Regions from separate parts of the Homo sapiens genome. Here region 2 is linked to region 1. A link is a loop called in an ENCODE intact Hi-C map of the cell type or tissue named here. Cell type or tissue: natural killer cell. All regions are shown on one strand. Each heading gives the region's core, and the rest is flanking DNA. Links, peaks and the distances in the headings are about the cores only. Region 1 has its middle 59 kb from the start of ITPKB. Region 2 overlaps ITPKB (inositol-trisphosphate 3-kinase B).

The links. Peaks named below come from ENCODE experiments on the same cell type or tissue, not always from the same donor. Only the 100,000 strongest peaks of a DNase experiment are listed, where the experiment ranks them.
Region 2: it touches region 1 in a loop (2.2-fold over the local background); 1 of 110 quality-filtered maps calls a loop at or near these places.

The regions. Positions count from the first base shown.
Region 1 is chr1:226,796,023-226,800,407 of GRCh38, forward strand. No RefSeq gene overlaps it. Among named protein-coding and RNA genes, the nearest start is that of ITPKB, 59 kb to the left of the region's middle. RefSeq lists an enhancer at 3,286-3,335. In natural killer cell, for the core only: no CTCF peak of the experiment used is centred there; DNase peaks (open chromatin) are centred at 2,509, 3,079 and 4,049; H3K27ac peaks cover 1,515 bases.
Region 2 is chr1:226,709,225-226,713,609 of GRCh38, forward strand. All of the region lies in intron 2 of ITPKB (inositol-trisphosphate 3-kinase B), which reads right to left. Among named protein-coding and RNA genes, the nearest start is that of ITPKB, 28 kb to the right of the region's middle. RefSeq lists enhancers at 2,486-2,535, 2,726-2,785, 3,146-3,225, 3,726-3,795. In natural killer cell, for the core only: CTCF peaks have their summits at 2,160 and 2,365; DNase peaks (open chromatin) are centred at 942, 2,157, 2,877 and 3,527; H3K27ac peaks cover 1,820 bases.

The DNA.
Region 1 (4,385 bases), core at 108-4,107:
GCTGAGTTTTGTTTTTTGTTTTTAATTTTTGTAGAGACAGGGTCTTGCTATGTTGCCCAGGCTGGTCTCAAGCTCCTGGGCTCAAGCAGTCCTTCTGCCTCAGCCTCCTGAAGTGCTAGGATTATAGGCATGAGCCATCATGCCCAGCTCCTATTGCCAATTGTCTTAAGGTTAAAGAACTCTGTCTAGCTTGGCCCTCCTGGGGGATCTCACTTCTCCCAGGGTCTCCACTAGCCCATATGGCACCTTTGGTGCAGATTTTTAAAAGGTGGCTCTTGCTGGGCGTGGTGGCTCACACCTGTAACCCTAGCACTTTGGGAGGCTGAGGCGGGTAGATCACAAGGTCAGGAGATCGAAACCATCCTGGCCAACACGGTGAAACCCCGTCTCTACTAAAAATACAAAAATTATCTAGGCGTGGTGGCAGGTGCCTGTAATCCCAGCTACTCAGGAGGCTGAGGCAGGAGAATTGCTTGAACCTGGGAGGTGGAGGTTACTGTGAGCCAAGATAGCTCCACTGCACTCCAGCCTGGCAACATAAGGGAGACTCTGTCTCAAAAAAAAAAAAAACAAAAAACAAAAAAAACAACAAAAAAAAGGTGGCTCTTCCAGCCTTTGACCAGGGCATACAGCTTGGGGACCCAAGCTCAGGTTGAATTTCAGTCCCTAATTCTCTGCTTTCCTGTTTTACCTCCGCAACTAGACCACATCTGTCCGGAGCAGAAATTTTCATCTTTTTTGTATTTTGATTCTCACAGCTGTCAACTAAGCCCTGGACACAAGGCACAGTATCTTCCTGGGGATAGATATGACCAACTGACTGATTCTTTTTTTTTTTTGAAATGGAGTCTCACTCTGTTGCCCGGGCTAGAGTACAGTGGTGCGATTTCGGTTCACTGCAACCTCTGTAACCTGTGTCTAAGCAATTCTCCTGCCTCAGCCTCGCTGGTAGCTGGGATTACAGGCACCCACCACCACGCTGGGCTAATTTTTTGTATTTTTAGTAGAGATGGGGTTTCACCATGTTAGCCAGGATGGTCTCGATCTCCTGACCTCATGATCCACCCACCTCAGCCTCCCAAAGTGCTGCCATTACAGACGTGAGCCACCACGCCCAGCCAATTTTTGTATTTTTAATAGAGACAGGGTTTCGCCATGTTGGCCAGGCTGGTCTTGAACTCCTGATATCAGGTGATCCATGCACCTCAGCTTCCCAAAGTGCTGGGATTACATGCGTGAGCCACCGTTCCCAGCCTGACTGATTCTTAAATGACAGCAGCTTTCAGTGGAATCCTGTTCAGCCTCCACATGTGCTCTTGGAAAGTATTCACCCAACCGGAACACCACAAGACGTCTTGGAGTTTCCAGGGCAGTCCTGATTTTGAATCTTTGAATCTCACTGTCTAACCATCATCATGGAAAACTTTCTCACTGCCTTAAGGCCTCCATTTCTCCATCTGCAAAGTGGGAGGAATAGCTGGGCACTTTGTATACAGACAACTGGGAAGAGAGGACAAATCAGGGCACATTGAAACCTTCAGTGGCTGAGGGGACACAGGAGGAAGATGCGTGGTGGAGAGAAGGAGGAGGTAATGGGTCCTGTCTCTCCTGATCTTCACAAGGAGGAGGTAATAGGTCCTGTCTCTCCTGATCTTCACAAGGAGGAGGTAATGGGTCCTGTCTCTCCTGATCTTCACAAGGAGGAGGTAATGGGTCCTGTCTCTCCTGATCTTCACAAGGAGGAGGTAATGGGTCCTGTCTCTCTTGATCTTCACAAGGAGGAGGTAATGGGTCCTGTCTCTCCTGATCTTCACAAGGAGGTAATGGGACCTGTCTCTCCTGATCTTCACAAGGAGGAGGTAATGGGTCCTGTCTCTCCTGATCTTCACGAGGAGGTAATGGGTCCTGTCTCTCCTGATCTTCACAAGGAGGAGGTAATGGGTCCTGTCTCTCCTGATCTTCACAAGGAGGAGGTAATGGGTCCTGTCTCTCCTGATCTTCACAAGGAGGAGGTAATGGGTCCTGTCTCTCCTGATCTTCACAAGGAGGAGGTAATGGGTCCTGTCTCTCCTGATCTTCACAAGGAGGAGGTAATGGGTCCTGTCTCTCTTGATCTTCACAAGGAGGAGGTAATGGGTCCTGTCTCTCCTGATCTTCACAAGGAGGTAATGGGACCTGTCTCTCCTGATCTTCACAAGGAGGAGGTAATGGGTCCTGTCTCTCCTGATCTTCACGAGGAGGTAATGGGTCCTGTCTCTCCTGATCTTCACAAGGAGGAGGTAATGGGTCCTGTCTCTCCTGATCTTCACAAGGAGGAGGTAATGGGTCCTGTCTCTCCTGATCTTCACAAGGAGGAGGTAATGGGTCCTGTCTCTCCTGATCTTCACAAGTGAACCGAGTTTACCACAGGAACTGTGAGCAGTTGGGGCCTACTGCTCTGGGGAGAGCGCCTCTCACCAGTGTGGCCCTTATCTGTTTGCAAGAGCCGCCTCCTTCCTGGGCCCCAGCCACCTGTGGTTGACTGAAGCTCTCAAATGAAGTTTGACCCAACCACACAACACCCAACCTGAACACCACAATAGGTCTTGGATTTTCCAGGGCAGTCCTGATTTTGAATCTTTATCTCACTGTCTAAAAATGGTATGTTCCAGTTCAGGGCCCAAAAACCTGATCAGCTGCACACTGGGAGTCCTAGGTGAGAGGTTAAAGTGGAGACCTTGCCTTGTTTCTCACTGGCACCCCAGGCTCCCGCCTCTGAACTGTGCCACATGGGAGCACCTCTCCTGCTGCTCCTCCGTTTCCTGAGCCTGGCGCCTGCCCTCCCACTGTCCCAGGACTCATCTGACCGTCATGCCAATGGCGGGCTCACTGGGGTCTCGGGGAGATCAGGCCTTCACTGTCTAATTCATCAGGGACTAGCAGTGGGATGTGGGTTGGGGATGTTTTGGGGTGGACGGGTCTTTTGATGGGTGGCACTCAGGTCATGTCAGAACAGGGGCTGAAGGCAGGTAGAGGCAGGAGAAGCCCCGCTTCCCTCGGCATCCTGCGTGGGTGAACAGAAACAGGAAGCAGAGGAGTGTGACGGGGTTGGAGACACCAGAGCACAGTGTGATGTGATGGCTGCTCTGCGGCTCGTCAATACTGAATCTTCCAAGGGGGCCATTTCCTCATCTATACAAAGGGCCCGTAACTGGACAGGATGTGTGCTGAGTGGCTGCCCAGCTGCGGCTCCTCTCCGAGAACACCAGCCCCTGGCAGTTTCCTGAACGCAGTGACCCCGCTGCGTACCTGTGACCCCACCCCTGACCAGGCCTGGGAGCCTCTTCTGTCTGAGGCAGCCCTGTGGGAGCTGGCAGGAGGAGAGACACATGGAGGGGACTTCTGCGGCTGAGGGACAGCCAGGAGAAGGGCAGTGGGGAAACTTGTGAGTAAGCAGAAGCCACGAGGCAGGGCGAAGGCGCGTGAAGACAGAGCCGCAGGGGCACAAGGAGCAGCTGCAGACGCTGCAGGGTCCCTGGGAAACTGAGTCACGCCTTGGGCACAGTCACTCCGTGGGGCACAGCGTGGGCACTGCTTCTGAAGGCACACCTGCTGCTGTGGGATCCTGAACAACACTCCAGTTCTCCTGAAGATCTGATTGTCTTGATGCCAAACTGATTTCCAGTGTTGCTTTACTTCTAGTTTATCCCTACAATTGTGCTCCCCGGCCTGTGGGGACCAGCATTGATCTCTGTCCCTTGCAACCTGAGACAGTCAACAACTGGTCTCAGTGGTTCATCTGAACCCACTTTACAGAGGAGAAAATAGAGTCATAGAGGTCTGTGTCCAAGGTTGTGGCTGGTAAGTGCTGGAGCCAGGATTGATTCCAGCTTCTTTCCCACTATACCCAGGTATTATTGCTGAAAAAAAGGGAAACCTAGAATGTTATGCCTACAGGGTAGGCGTGAGCTCCCGCCATGGCCGGAGTTCCAGCTGTGTCCTGGTTCTCATCACCCAGACACGCTTTGAACCTGAAGGTGGAAAGTGGAAAAATGCCAAACTGGTTTGAGAAGAAAGGGGGAGAACGTCAAGTGGAAAATATTCTGTTCTCTGCCTCATCATTAGAAGAAAGGAAAGGGGTGTGTGTCTCATTTTTCTTAACAAAAGCAACACAGGAAGAAAACTGTTTATTAAACCAGGCATAGTGGCTCAGGCCTACAAACCCAGCACTTTCGGAGGCCGACGCGGGTGGATCGCTTGAGCCCAGGAGTTCGGGACAAGCCTGAGCAACATGGTGAAACTCTGTCTCTACAAAAAAACTAAAAAATTAGCTGGGCAGGATGCTGTGTGTCTGTGGTCCCAGCTACCCAAGAGGCTGAGGTGGGAGGATTATTTTGAGCCCAGGA
Region 2 (4,385 bases), core at 310-4,309, 87 kb before region 1:
CAAGTGACTTTTTAGCATGAGTATGTCTCATGCCTTTATTCTGGCTGCACCCCCTCCCTGGCGAGGCACCAGGCTAGCAACATCCAGAAACAGAGATGGCCTCCCCTGCCCTGGGCTGCCTGTCTGGGCTGCCGTGGGTGTGTCTGGCCCAGTGGTAGGAGGATGTCCAGTGTCTGGCCTCTCCAGGTCTCCGATGGGTCTAGGAATGTCTGATGTGCATTTTATAGTAACAGACAAGAAGTGGCTAACACTTAAAATGTATGGGTGGGGTGGGTGTCACTGCGGTCCTGGGACACTTGGAAACTATGCAGCAGGCTGTGGAGGGGACTAGGGTAGAGGCAGGCACAGTGGCTCCTGACATCCAACTTCCCCCCAACAAGAACTTCCTAGGTAAAGCAGAAGACGTGATACTTCCCTGACCTTCCTTTGTCTAAATATGAAACTTCCATGACTGGGGACCAACGGTGAGAAGCGGCAGTGGGCAGGGCCTAGCCCTCACCTGTCCCTGTCTACAGGCCCACCTGACCTGCAATTAGGTTTCCTCACTGTCATTCTCTCTTGGGCCATGTCTTACGGCATGATACTCCTGCCCAAGGACAGTGCTTAACTTGTTTGGTGCAGCACTATCTCCCTGCTTGAAGAGAGTCCCTTAGTAAAGCTTGCTGATGAGAGCAGAGCCTCATTTCTTGCAACCTTGCTTTATGGTTCCCTGTCTAGTATCCTGACAGCATCCTGCCTGGGGCCAGCACTAGCTCATAACTACCTGGGAAGAAATCACTCCCTAATGGGAAGATTCACAACCCACCCACCACAAAATTCAGCCACATCCCAGTGACAGATAAATCTGTCTTCCCTGCCCCTGTCTCCTCTCCCCTGACTCACGGCCTCCTTCAGAAGGTGCCGTGCTAACAGGTAGCATTGGAAAAGAAGTCTGGGGTGGGGCAGCTGGTGATTGGCTGGTGATAATGTCCCTCAGAAGAACAGAAAGGGGGAAACAAATGGAAGCACCTGTGTTCATGGTGAGCCCTTTTAACTAGTTATTTCTTTTTAGAAACGGGAGACAGAAAATAAACAGAAACTGCAGATAGCAATGAAGTAAGCAAGTAGGGGCCAGCTACGTAAGTTTCAGGGCCCAGTGCAAAGTAAAAATGCAGCGCCCTTGTTCAAAAAGCAGGAAAAAAGTGCCATAAAACGTACTAAAATAAACCGTTTCCTTCCTTTCTTCTGCAGGGTTTCTCTCAACTTGATACAGTGTTTCTTATTTGCTGTTTAATGAGTGCAGAGTCTCACAAGATGCTGGGATCCCGCCCCTTGACTCTGGCCACTCTTAAGCGTCTACTGCCGTCCTCTACCAGGTGCTGGGCCAGGAGCAGAGAGGTCCCCTCTTCCCACACACCTGCCTGGGCAGACCCAAAGCGATTACACACTCATGCTGGGACACGCTTGGTATTTGGATCTGGAGTGAGCTGGATTCTCATGCAGTTGTCCACTTTTTGGCCCTGCCAGCCTGGGGTAGGGATGGCCACCACACCCTGCCTTGGGACACCAGTGACGCCAACTCTATCCCTCCCTGAACCTTCACCCAGGCCCCTGATGGGATCAGAAGAGTCAGTAGTTGCCAGGGGTGGGGAGAAGGAAGTCAGGTGGGACTGGAGCCCAGAGAATTCATGCTTCATTGTCCCACTGGACTTCACTTACAAACACCAACTCAAAGAATTATTAAGAATTTCAAGGCAGCAATGGGCCAGGCATTCAACCCCAAAAGCAGGGCCCTTCTGAGCATGCGGCCTGTGCAACTGCATTCATGAAGCTGGCCCCACAGGTAATAGTGCTTATTAAGAGACATCTTATTAAGACATTCTTATTAAGAAAGAATGAAAACAAAGCCAAACAAAATGCACAAGATTCTCCAATTAACTGAGGGTGCTCAGTCAATTGGGTGCTCATAAATAGGACAAAAAAAATGAAAATTCTTCACTTAAAAAAATTTGGCCAACACCATGTCCAAGCTGACAGGACATTTCTCAGCCTAACATCCTCTACCTCCTTCCTACTCCACCTCCCCAAAATCCTTTGACTCCAGTTCGATATCCTCTTGAGATGTTGCCAAGGTAAATAATTCCTTGCAGTGGTTCCTAACCAGATGCAGTACCTGCCTCCAGCCCTAGAGGGTGTTTTGAAAGAGAGAGAGAGAGAGAGAGAGAGAGAGAGAGAGAGAGTGTGTGTGTGTGTGTGTGTGTGTGTTGTGTATGTTGCACAATGGCAAATAGTGCTCCAAGGCCCAGATGCCCAGATGCTCAGTGACCTTCAGTGTGCTGGACAGTCCCAAACAATGGGGATCGTCCGACCGAAAATGACAATCATGGGTTGTTTGAAAAAACTACCCAGGGAAATTGCAAGGAACCAACGCTTAAATGGAAACCTCCCAACCTGGACCTCCCATCATTTGTCCTGGCGATGACGAGTGCTGAACAGAAGTTCCTCAGGAGTGTTGCCCATCCCCATCCCCTCTGGAGTTTGAGCTGAACCCACTAGGGTGTCTGCTCATACTTAGCATCCCTCACCACCGTGTCCATCCCTGACCCAGAGACTCCATGTTAAAAGGCAAAAGGGGGAAGATGAGGGGCTTCCCTGTAGGCTGGTACCATGTTGGTCCCCAGCTCAGCTAGTGGGAAGCTCACTAGGGTGAGGTTGGGCATTTGCCTGGACATTTTTATTCTCCTCCCTGTTCTGCAAAAGGCCTCCCTGCGGGGAAGGTTTTCTCTCTCAGAAGGCGTCCCTCACCCTGGCCTCAGAGCTCCGGGAGAAGGGCTTCAGGAAATGTTCTCCCCGGTGGTGTACAGTAAGCCGCGAGGGTGGAAACTTAGCAAGAGTGAGATAATAGTCTTAGTTTTATATATAGCACCTGTGTCTTCCGGAGACCTCAGAGCATGGGGTAAGGGCAGGGTTTAAACCACCTTCCCACCGCACGAGAGATGGGCAGGGCTCACTGCGAGGCAACCCCTCTCTCTGAGTCCTGCTGCTGCCCCCTGTCCTGGCAGCCCAGACCCCCTTCCTGGGAACTGGCAGGCCCTCGTGAGGTCCATAGCCATCTGGCTCCCCAGCCTTCGTGGTCACTGCAGGCACAGTCCTGATCCTAGGATACGTGAAGGGTAAGTGGGTGTTCATAGCTACTCCACCTGAATGGACAACTGACAAGGTGAAGAAAGCCGAGGCTGTGTGCGCCACTGACAAAGGGCCTTCTTTACTCAAATTCCCAGAGCCTGGGCACTTGCAAACACTTCCTACATAGCTGTATGCAACATGCCCATTTTACAGCCGGGAAACAAAGACGTTGAAGGGAAGGTGGTCACCGTGAAGGGAGCGCTCGGCTGGAAGGAAGTGGGCTGGCATTGCCCTAGCCCTGCACTCCCTGGACGGCCTGTGACCTTGTTCAGGCCCGTCTGTCTGTTCTGGCCCTGAGCATTAAGGCTCCTCTTAAATTATCTGGTCCTGTGTTTCCTGCTTAAGCACCCAGAAGGGCAATATTGCTCTCCGAAGGAGAAAAGAACAATACAGATTGCAGGTGTGAAAATATTAGCGTCCCGGTGCATCACGGAGCACCCTGAGTGTCTGCTTGGGGAGGGAGGAAACACACAACCCAGATTAAGCAGCTATCAGCAAACCACAGGATGGTCAGTAACGCTCACGCAGCTGCACACAACTTCCATCGCACCCCTCCAGTGGGTGTACGCATGTGCCCACCCACACTTATCTACACACCCACATATCTACACCCATACATGCATGCATGCACGTAAACACACACTGCACACTTACCCATATACACACATGCATGCACACACACATACACACGTGCATATGCGCAAATAAATATACACACATATACACACACATACATACACACTCATGCTCCGCTAAGACACCAGAGGTGAGGAGACTCCGGACCCAGCTGGCTATTCGACCTCTTCGCATTTCTAGAATGCCCCCGCCCCCGGTTCCCAGACGGCTACTAATTCTGCCTTCCTTTGAGTTGCTGCCTGTGTCCCCTTCCTCCCACTCCCACATTTACCCTGGCTTCCTACACACCATGGGGCGAAACAGTTCAGAAATAGAGTGGAAACCAGGTTTGGAGAGAACACTTTATTAGGGAGGGAAGTGGCAAACAATTGCTATTTTTATTTTTGTTTCTCTAAGGCCTCTGTGCCCCCTCTGTCAAGGGGCGACAAGGACGGCGTCCTCCCCACAGGTTTCCGGTGTCATCCCGTTTTAGATCCACTACGGCCAGGCACCCTATCTCCTCACCCCAGGGCCAGGGCCAGAGTCGTGGTCTGGAGGAATTTCTAACAAGGAGAATGCTCCTTGGTGTATAAGGAATTTGTTCG